2 separate regions of the Homo sapiens genome follow, and region 2 is linked to region 1. A link is an interaction called in ENCODE POLR2A ChIA-PET data of the cell type or tissue named here. Cell type or tissue: endothelial cell of umbilical vein. All regions are shown on one strand.

Region 1 (5,000 bases):
CAACAAAGAGTAGACTGGGGGAAACAAATGAACAGAGCTTCACGGTTTGTGGGGCTATAATAAAATATTTAACAATTGTGTCTTGGAAGAAGAGGAGAAAGATGGCAGGCCTTGAAAAAGTATTCAAAGAAATATTTGGTAAGAAGTTTCCCAAATTTGGTCAAAGGTGTAAACCCACACATGACAGAAACTGAGCAAATCCCAAACAGTATAAATCCAAAGAAGTCCACAGCAAGAGACATCATAGTAAAATTTTTGAACACTAAATACAAAAAAAAAAAAAACTTGAAAGAAGCAAAAGATAAATGACATGTTACCTATAAGGGAAGAACGGCTGGGCACGGTGGCTCATGCCTGTAATCCCAGCACTTTGGGAGGCAGAGGCAGGTGGATCACCTGAGGTTGGGAGTTTGAGACCAGACTGCCCAACATGGCGAAACCCTGTGTCTACTAAAAATACAAAAAATCAGCTGGGCATGGTGGCGGGCACCTGTAATCCCAGCTACTCGGGAGGCTGAGGCAGGAGAATTGCTTGAACCCAGGAGACGGAGGTTGTAGTGAGCCAAGATCACGCCACTGCACTCCAGCCTGGGTGACAAGAACAAAACTCCATTTCAAAAAAAAAAAAAAAACCCACCTATAAGGGAAGAACAATTTGAATCACAGATTTTTTTTTTTTATCAGAAATCATGGAGGCCAGAAGGAAGTGGCATGATAATTTTTCAGGAGATGGAAGAAAAGAACTGTCAACCCAGAATTCTGTGTTCAGGGAGAATATCCTTCAGGAATGAAATTGAGACATTCTCAGATAAAGGAAAATTAAGAGAACTTGTTACCAGGAAACCTACCCTTAAAAAGTAGCTAAGTTGGCCGGGCGCGGTGGCTCACGTCTGTAATCCCAGCACTTTGGGAGGCTTAGGAGGGTGGATCACAAGGTCAGGAGATCAAGACCATCCTGGCTAACATGGTGAAACCCCATCTCTACTAAAAATACAAAAAATTAGCCAGGCGTGGTGGCAGGAGCCTGTAGTCCCAGCTACTCAGGAGGCTGAGGCAGGAGAATGGTGGGTACCTGGGAGGCGGAGCTTGCAGTGAGCAGAGATCGTGCCACTGCACTCCAGCCTGGGCAACAGAGTGAGACTCCGTCTCAAAAAAAAAAAAATAGCTAAGTTATCTAAACAGAAAGGAAGTGATAAAAGAATGGATCTTGGGAGGGCACGGTGGCTCACACCTGTAATCCCAGCACTTTGAGAGGCCGAGGCGGGTGGGTCACCTGACATCAGGAGTTCGAGACCAGCCTGCCTAACATGGTGAAACCCCGTCTCTACTAAAAATACAAAAAATTAGCCAGGTGTGATGGTGGGTGCCTATAATCCCAGGTACTCGGGAGGCTGAGGCAAGATAATCACTTGAACCCAGGAGGTGGACATTGCAGTAAGCTGAGATCACGCCATTGCACTCCAGCCTGGGCAACAAAAGCGAAACTCCATCTCAAAACAAACAAACAAACAGAAAAAAAGGGATCTTGGAACTTCAGAGAGAAGGAAAGAGTAAAAATATGGGTAAATACTTTTCTTAATGAGTTTTCTAAATTATTTTGCCATTTGAAGCAAATGCTATAACAATGTCAAATGTGCTTTTCAAACATATGTACAAGAATTTTTTAATGTAAGTGTTTTATAAATGGCAGAGAGTAAAGAGACTAAAGAGAGGTAAAGTTTCTACACTTCGCTTCAATTGGTAAAACGGTGCATGTAGATATCAACTACATAGATAAAGATATATATAGTAATACATAGAGCAATCACTAATAATACTTAAGTTCTAAGAGATACATTCAAAAGCCCTATAGATAAATCAGAAAAGAATTCTAAAGAGCACTCAAGTAATTCTCAGAAAGATAAAATAAATGAAAGATAAAATGACAGACTTAAACTCTAATGCAGAAATTAGTTCATTAAAAGCAAAAGATCTAAATATACCAATTAAAGGACAGAGATTGGTAGACTGGATTTTAAAAAGCATTATCTAATTATATAAACTATAGAGTTACTTGAAATATAAGTAGTTGAAAGGAAAGAATGGAAAAAGACCATGCAAACATGAATCAAAGGAAAGCTATAGGGCTTAGTAATGTCAGGTAAAGTAAACTTCAGAGCAAAGAAAGTTAACAGAGACAGAGAGGATCATTGCATAATGATGAAGAGGTCAATCCACCAAGAAGACAGCAATCCTAGGTATATGTGCATCAAACAGAGCTGTAAATGTGAAGGAAAAAAACTGATGAAACTAAAAGGAGAAATAGGTAAATACACAATTATAGTTGGTGATTTTAACATCTCTCCTTCAACAATGGAAAGGAAAACTAGACAGAAAATCAGCAAAGACATAGAACTTCACAACATCAACCAATAGGATCTAATTGACATAAAGCACTTTACTCACAACAGCAGAATACATGTTCTTTTCAGTTGCACATGGAATGTATGCCAAGATAGACATCCTGTCCCATGAAATAAACATCCTCAAATTTAAAAGAAGTGAAATAACAAAAAGTATATTTTCTAATCAAACTGGAATCAAACTAGAAATAACAGAAACATAATGGAAAAATCTCTAAGCACTTGGAAACTAAAAAAACAGATTTCTAAGTAACCAGTAGGTCAAAGAAAACACTTCAAGGGAAATGAAAAAATGTATGTAAACTGAATGGAAAGGAAAAGACAACATATGAAACTTTGTGGGATGCAATTAAAGCAGGCTGAGGGGGAAATTGACAGTATGAAATGCTGCGTTAGAAAAGACAAAACATCTCAAACCAGTAATCTAAGCTCATAACCTTATATGACTAGAAAGAGAAGAGCAAAATAAATCCAAAGCAACTAGAAAGAAGGAAATGGTATAGATCAGAAATCAATGAAATTAAAAATAGAAAAACATTTGAGGAAATTAATGAAATGAAAGGCTAGATCTGGCCAGGCGAGGTGGCTCACGCCTATAATCCCAACACTTTGGGAGGCCGAGGTGGGCAGATCACTTGCGATCAGGTGAGTGGATCACTTGAGACCAGCCTGGCCAACATGGTGAAACCACGACTCTACTAAACATACAAAAATTAGCCGGGCATGGTGGTGCATGCCTGTAATCTCAGCTACTCAAGAGGCTGAGGCAGGAGAATTATTTGAACCCGGGAGGCAGGGGTCGCAGTGAGCTGAGATGGCGCCACTGCACTCCAGCCTGAGTGACAGAATGAGACTCCATCTTTAAAAAAAAAAAAAAAACAGCTACATCTTTGGGGTTTAAAAAAAAATTTTTTTTTTTTCATAAAACCCAGATCCTGTGTGTGCACGCGTGCACACACACACACACACGCTAGATCTTTGAAAAGATGATAAAATTGAAAATCCTCTAACAAGACTGACAAAGAAAAACAGACAATACAAATCTTGTCAACACGGTAGTCCCTCAGTATTCATGGTTTCGCTTTCTGCAGTCAACTGTGCTCTAAAAATAGGAGAGTACAATACAATAAGATATTTTGAGAGAGAGAGAGTACATTGTACATTCACTTAACTTTTATTACATTGTATTGTCATAATCGTTCTATTTTATAACTAGTTGTTAATTTCTTACTATGTCTGATTTATAAATTAAACTTTATCGAGTTGGGCGCAGTGACACACCTATAATCTCAGCAACTCAGGAGGCTGAGGTGGGAGGATCATTTGAGGCCAGAAGGTCAGCATTAGCCTGGGCAACATAGTGAGACACTGTCTCTACAAAAAATTTAAAAAAAAAGTATCCAGGCTTGGTGGCTCATGTCTGTAGTTAAGAGGCTGAATCAGGAGGATCAATTAAGTCCAGAAGTTGGAGGCTTCAGTGAACCATGGTCAAGCCACTGTACTCCAGCCTGGTTGACAGAGTGAGACTCTTAAAAAAAAAAAAATAAGAACTTTATCATAGATTTTTAGGTAGAGGGAAAAACATGGTATATAGTTATATAGGGTTCGGTACTATCCATGGTTTCAGGCATCCACTGAAGGTCTTGGAACATATCCCTCATGAATACAGGGGTACTACTCTATCAGGAATGAAATTAGATATTACCACCAACGCCCCCAATAGCAACAATGTATTAAAGAAATACTGTATACAGCTGAATACATACAATTTTGACAAGATGAAATGGGAGAACTCCTCAGAAAACAGTCACAACTCAGCTAACTGAAACAGAATATTTGAATAGCCCTATGATTATTGAAAAAAATTGAATTCATAATTTTAAAACTCCAAAAATGAAATCTACTGGGCCAGATGGTTTTCCTGGGAAGTCTACCTAACATTTAAAGAATTATCACCAGTTCTGCACAATTGCTTCCAGAAAATACAAGATAAGAAACATTTTAAATTTAACTTTATGAAGCCCTAATACCAAAGCCAGACAAAGGTAGGAAAAAAGAAAACTACTGACCACATCCCTCATGAATATACATGTAAAATTCCTTGAAAAAAAAATTAGCAAATATAATAAAGTAGAAAAAAATTTTGTAGACCATGACCTAGTTGGATTTATTCTAGAGATGCAAGGCTGATTCAGTATTGAAAAATCAATTAATGTAGCCCATCGTACTAACAGACTAAAGAAGAAAAATCACGTGGTAATATCAATTGGTGCAGAAAAAGCATTTGATAAAATTTGAACTTATTTATGATAAAAACTAGTAATACAGAGGAACTTTCTCAGCTTGATGAAGAACATCTACAAAACTTCTATAGCTTGCATTATTCTTAATGGTAAGAGACTGGAGAAAGGGAAGGATATGTGCTGTTAACACTGCTATTCAACATAGTACAAGAAGTTCTAGTCAGTGCAGTAAGGCAAGTAAAAGAAAAGGCATGTAGACGCAGCAGTGGAAAAATAAAACTCCCTATTTCAGATGACATGCTGGTCTGTTTGCAAAACCCTAAGGAATCTATAGATAAACAACCTGGAACTGCAA
Region 2 (5,000 bases), 430 kb before region 1:
GGTGTTAGACAGCAACTTTGATTGAAGCAGCAGTGTGCAGCAGCAGGAGAGCAGGGCTACCCCTAGGCAGGGCAGTGCACCCAGAATGGCAGCTCAGAGGCAGTTCTGCAGTCATGTGTATACCCACTTTTAATAATATGCAAATTAAGGGGAAGATTATGCAGAAATTTCTAGAAAAAGAGTGGTAACTTATGGGTTGTCAGGTCATTACCATGGAAGGGCTGGTAACTTCCTGGTGTAGCCATGGCAATGGTAAACTGACATGGCATGCTGGTGGATGTGTCTTATGGAGAGGTGCTTTCGCCTCCTCCCTGTTTTAGCTAGTCCTCAACCTGGTCCAGTGTCTGAGCCGAGCCTCCAGAGTCAAGTCTTGCCTCCTACCTCAGGGAAACCTGGGGCCATAAAAATGTGCTAATACCACTGGGCCATGTTGTGAGCCTTGTCTGGGAATAGGGAGTGGGGACTTCTAGGGAAATTACCTGAGAATCATCAGGTGAGACTGATGAGTTTGGACATTCACTACCTCAGGAGGGCTGGTTTGAAAACCCAGGAGGCCCACCTCTGGTTCTGTTCCTGACCTTGCAATGATAGGATGTTAGGCAAACCTAAAAACTCTTGGGATTTCCACTATCTCACTGGTAGAGCCAGGGACTCATTAGCCTGGATTAGGAGTTGATGAAGTTGGAGAAAGTTGGCTAGAGACTCCCTGCTGCTCATGGAAAAAGCAGTGTATGTTACTAATGGCACCACCCACTGCCTGTAAGAGCAGATATTCATGGTAAAGCAAATTCCCTAAGGTCCATACAATTGTTTCCATGGGGTGCAGTGTCCAGTGGGAAATGATGAGGCTCTGTGTCCAGGATACCAGGAGCCCAGCCTGACGCTGCCTCTAAAAGCCTCTGTGGGGCTTTGGCTAGGTCATTGCATCTTCTGGCCTCAGTTTCCTCTTCTTGGTTTATGACAAAGCAGACACTTCTCAGGGGGTCGATTTCTGGCCATTTGGAATAGAGGGCAGCTTCACATTGTCTAGTGAGGGAGCTGCTCCTTTCCAAATAGGAAGGAGAAGAGAATCAAGAGTGAGTTTCTTGGCCAGGCACAGTGGCTCACGTCTGTAATCCCAGCACTTTGGGAGGCCAAGGCGGGTGAATCACTTGAGATCAGGAGTTCAAGACCAGCCTGGCCAACATGGTGAAATCCCATCTCTACCAAGAAATGCAAAAATTAGCCAGATGTGGTGTCCCGTGCCTATAGTCCCAGCTACTTAGGAAGCTGAGGCATGAGAATAGCTTGAACCAAGGAAGCAGAGGTTGCAGTGAGTCAAGATCGCACCAATGCACTCCAGCCTGGGTGACAGAGTGAGACCCTGTCTTAAAAAAAAAAGAGTTGAGTTTCTCATCTCTTCTCCCCAACCCAACAGTAAGCACAAATATCACAGATTTTCAGAGAGGGATCTGTGTGAACTCATCAGCCTAGTGACTAAGGCTTAGCATGGGTGCTGCAGCTGTGCATGGGCACCCATCATCAGACACAGCCTTCTGATCACTTGATATGGTTTGGCTGTGTCCCCACCCAAATCTCATCGTTAGCTCCCATAATTCCCACATTTTGTAGGAGGGACCCAGTGGGAGATAAATGAATCATGGGCATGGTTTCCCCCATACTGTTCTCTTGGTAGTGAATAAGTATCACGAGATCTGATGGTTTTATAAGGGGAAACCCCTTTCACTTGGTTCTCGTTCTCACTTTGCCTGCCACCATGTAAGACCTGCCTTTGTTCTTCCCTTGCCTTCCGCCATGATTGTGAGGCCTCCCCAGCCATGTGGAACTGTGAGTCCATTAAACCTCTTTTTCTTTATAAATTACCCAGTCTCGAGGACGTCTTATCAGCAGCATGAAAACGGACTAATACATCACCTCTCGTCACATGCTCCAGCCTCTGCACAAGGCTCTGTTGTTTCTGTTCTCAATCCCAGTCCCCAGTTAGTCCCGAAGCTGAGAGCTGGACACAGGCTGTTGCAGTGGCTGAACCTGAACAGAACCAGAGCTGCTGGCTCACTGGCTGCAGGCAGCTTGTTCTCTGCCCTCTACAAGGATCTGGGATTTATTTAGCCTGTTTCCCTGGCAGCGCTGGTTACAGTGGCAGCATCTGCTTCCCCAGGAGGCTGAGTGAGTCACAGCCACCTACGCTAACCCTTGGCACAGCACAACTCTGTTCTGCTGGGGACCACTGATAATAAGCCAGCAGGAAGATGCTGGAACACAGGCTCGATGCAGACAGTGCACTGGGCATGGGGTCCTGGGAAAGGCTTACCTACCTCCTCGTGCAAAAGAGGTTAAGGCTGGAGGCTGAGTTAACCCTGGCACGCTCTCCCTACAAGAGCTGTTAAGTCTGCTTAACAACTTAACAAAGTGGCTCACCTCAGCTGCTGCCAGCAGCTACAAGGTCTCATGGGAAAGGCCTGCAGGATTTTGGACTCCAAGTCCAGGCCCTCTTTTCACTATGCAAGGATAAGCCCTCAAATTTGTCTTTCCACGGCCACCTCTGCACCCATATTGGCCCCTGGTTCCTTCTGGCTCTCAACCCCAGGACCTTCTTTTAAGACATCGTCAGTCCCTCCTCTGGGCAGCAGTCCTCAAAACTGTATTCTTTCCCAGGCCCACCCCTTCCTGAAACTTTTATTTCCTCCATCTTGTCTCCCCTTATCATCTGGGTAATCTGAAAAAAATTAGTTGATCCCATGTTGTTAATGACTAATAACAGGTTATAGCGCTAGTCTCACAGGTGTTGCATTTACTCTTGACTTTGAAAGCCAGAGAGAACATCAGTCGTATGCAATGGTTTCTCCAAATATAGTCCCTGGATTTGTAGCATCAGCTTCATCAGAGAGTTTATTAGAAATGCACATTCCCAGTCCCCACTCCAAACAAATTACATCACAGATTCTGGGGTGGGCACTGACAATCTGTTTGAATCAGCCCTCCAGGGGACTCAGATGCACGCCACGGTCTGAGGACCCCTGGTCTAAGGAAAGAGATCTATAGCAGTGTATTCTCCACCCTGTGGGGAATGGAGAATTTTTGTCCGTACTTGTCTGGATTCACAGTACAGCTGCAAATATCTCTCTGTTTCATGCAAGCCACACTGAAGAGGCTTGAGTAGGCAAAGACCCCATTTGCTCCAACTCTGGGGGTTTTCCTATGTCCTTCCTCCAGATTGTTTGAGTCGCATGGAAAGAAACTGGTGTTTTTTTCATGTGTGGAAAAGGGCAGCATTGCCTCACCTGCCACAGAGAGGGCTTTAGGGATAAAAGGAAACCCACCCATTGGAAATGAACAATCTAGCCATCCTGTTTCCTAAGAGCTGAGGAATTCAAGCAGAGGGAAAAGAGACTGATAATATTTATTAATCAATGTGAATTACTCTTTCTTCTATCAATTCTTTTTGAACATTTACAGATTGCTCCTATGCTGAGCCCCACGGCCCCACCCTCAGATAGCTTACAGGAGAGTGAGACCATCAGTCAGAATGGGTTGGGCTATGCCATGGTAACAAACAACCCCACAGTCTTGGGGCCTTAACATAACAAAGGCTCATCTTGCAAATGCTTCATATCCAATGAGGGTCTGCTCTGCTCCACAAAATCACTCAGGGGCTCAGGGCAATGGAGAATCCACTATCTTGCAGCTGCCCTAGTCATTGCAGCAGGGGAAGAAACAGCTGGAGGTGGTCAGGTGCTCATCCAGAAGTAAATTCCAACACTTCTGCTTACATCTCACTGGGCAGAATCAGTCCCATGGCTTTACTAACTCCAAGGAGCCAGCAGGTGTATGCCAAAAGAGAGAAACATGGATATAGTTGGATATTAAAAGACTTTACCACACTAAGACCACTCATTTATTCATTCACTTATTCTTGAATAAATATTTACAGAATGCTTACCACATATCAAGCATTAGGCCAGACCCTGGGGATATAGCATCCCCAGAGCCGCTGCCTTTGCACATTAGAGACAGCCATTAATATTACATTGGTGCAAACAGTGCCCCCTGCAGGTGTGCAACACAGGAGCCCTGCTGTCTTTTATTTTTCCTGTTTATGTTATGTTTTATCATTACTATCTATCTTCCCCACCAGAAAGCAAAGTGAGAGAGCTGAGATTTTGTCTGAGTTGCTCGCTGCTATATTTCTGGAGTTTAACACAGTGCCTAGTGACCTCAATAAATATTTAAGTAAATGACTGAAAATGAAAAATTATTGACTATGTTCCCCATCAGTCCCTGCCTTCATGGAGCTTATAATCTGCTGAGTCAGGAGTTGTGTAAACAATTAGCTGAAGTATTGAGAAAAATCACGCACTAGACAGAGTGAAATACAGGTCAAGTAAAAACCTGGGCCACGTGCCTTGGGAGCGTGAAAAAGCCGGGGATCATTTTTGACCATGGGTAGGATCAGGGAGATTAACCTTGTTTTACAGGTGAAAAATGAAGATCCAGAGAGGCTTGCAGTGGGCCTGCCCATCAAGGGGTGAGCAGCAAGGCAGGCAGAAGAATCCTGCCCTACCTCTTGTTTTGGTATTTTTTCTTCTCCCTACACTAATAACTAACAAAGCTTTATATAGTCAGCCTTCCCTACCTGCTGGGTCCGCATCCATGGACTCAACCAATTGCAGATTGAAAACATTAAACAACAACAACAACAACAATAAAAATAATACAATTTAAAAAATCAATACAGTGTAATGACCATTTGTATAGCGCTTACATTTTATTAGGTTTTAAAAGTAACCTAGAGATGATTTAAAGTATATGGGAGGCTGTGTGTAGGTTATATGCAAATACTACACCATTTTATATTGTGGACTTAAGCATCCTTGGATTTTGGTGTCCTGGGGTGAGGGGGTCCTGGAATCAATCCCCCTCAGATATCGAATGATGACTGTATTTGTACAGCACTTTACCATTTTCCAACAGCTTTCATATACTACATATCTATAACTAGT

Evidence for each region. Peaks named below come from ENCODE experiments on the same cell type or tissue, not always from the same donor. Only the 100,000 strongest peaks of a DNase experiment are listed, where the experiment ranks them.
Region 2: POLR2A ChIA-PET joins it to region 1 with 6 read pairs; 1 of 35 experiments calls an interaction of 5 or more read pairs at or near these places.

The regions. Positions count from the first base shown.
Region 1 is chr14:71,633,787-71,638,786 of GRCh38, forward strand. The region is part of intron 7 of SIPA1L1 (signal induced proliferation associated 1 like 1); the gene reads left to right. Among named protein-coding and RNA genes, the nearest start is that of SNORD56B, 240 kb to the left of the region's middle. In endothelial cell of umbilical vein, no CTCF peak of the experiment used is centred here; a DNase peak (open chromatin) is centred at 2,485.
Region 2 is chr14:71,204,854-71,209,853 of GRCh38, forward strand. No RefSeq gene overlaps it. Among named protein-coding and RNA genes, the nearest start is that of SIPA1L1, 110 kb to the right of the region's middle. In endothelial cell of umbilical vein, no CTCF peak of the experiment used is centred here; a DNase peak (open chromatin) is centred at 2,168.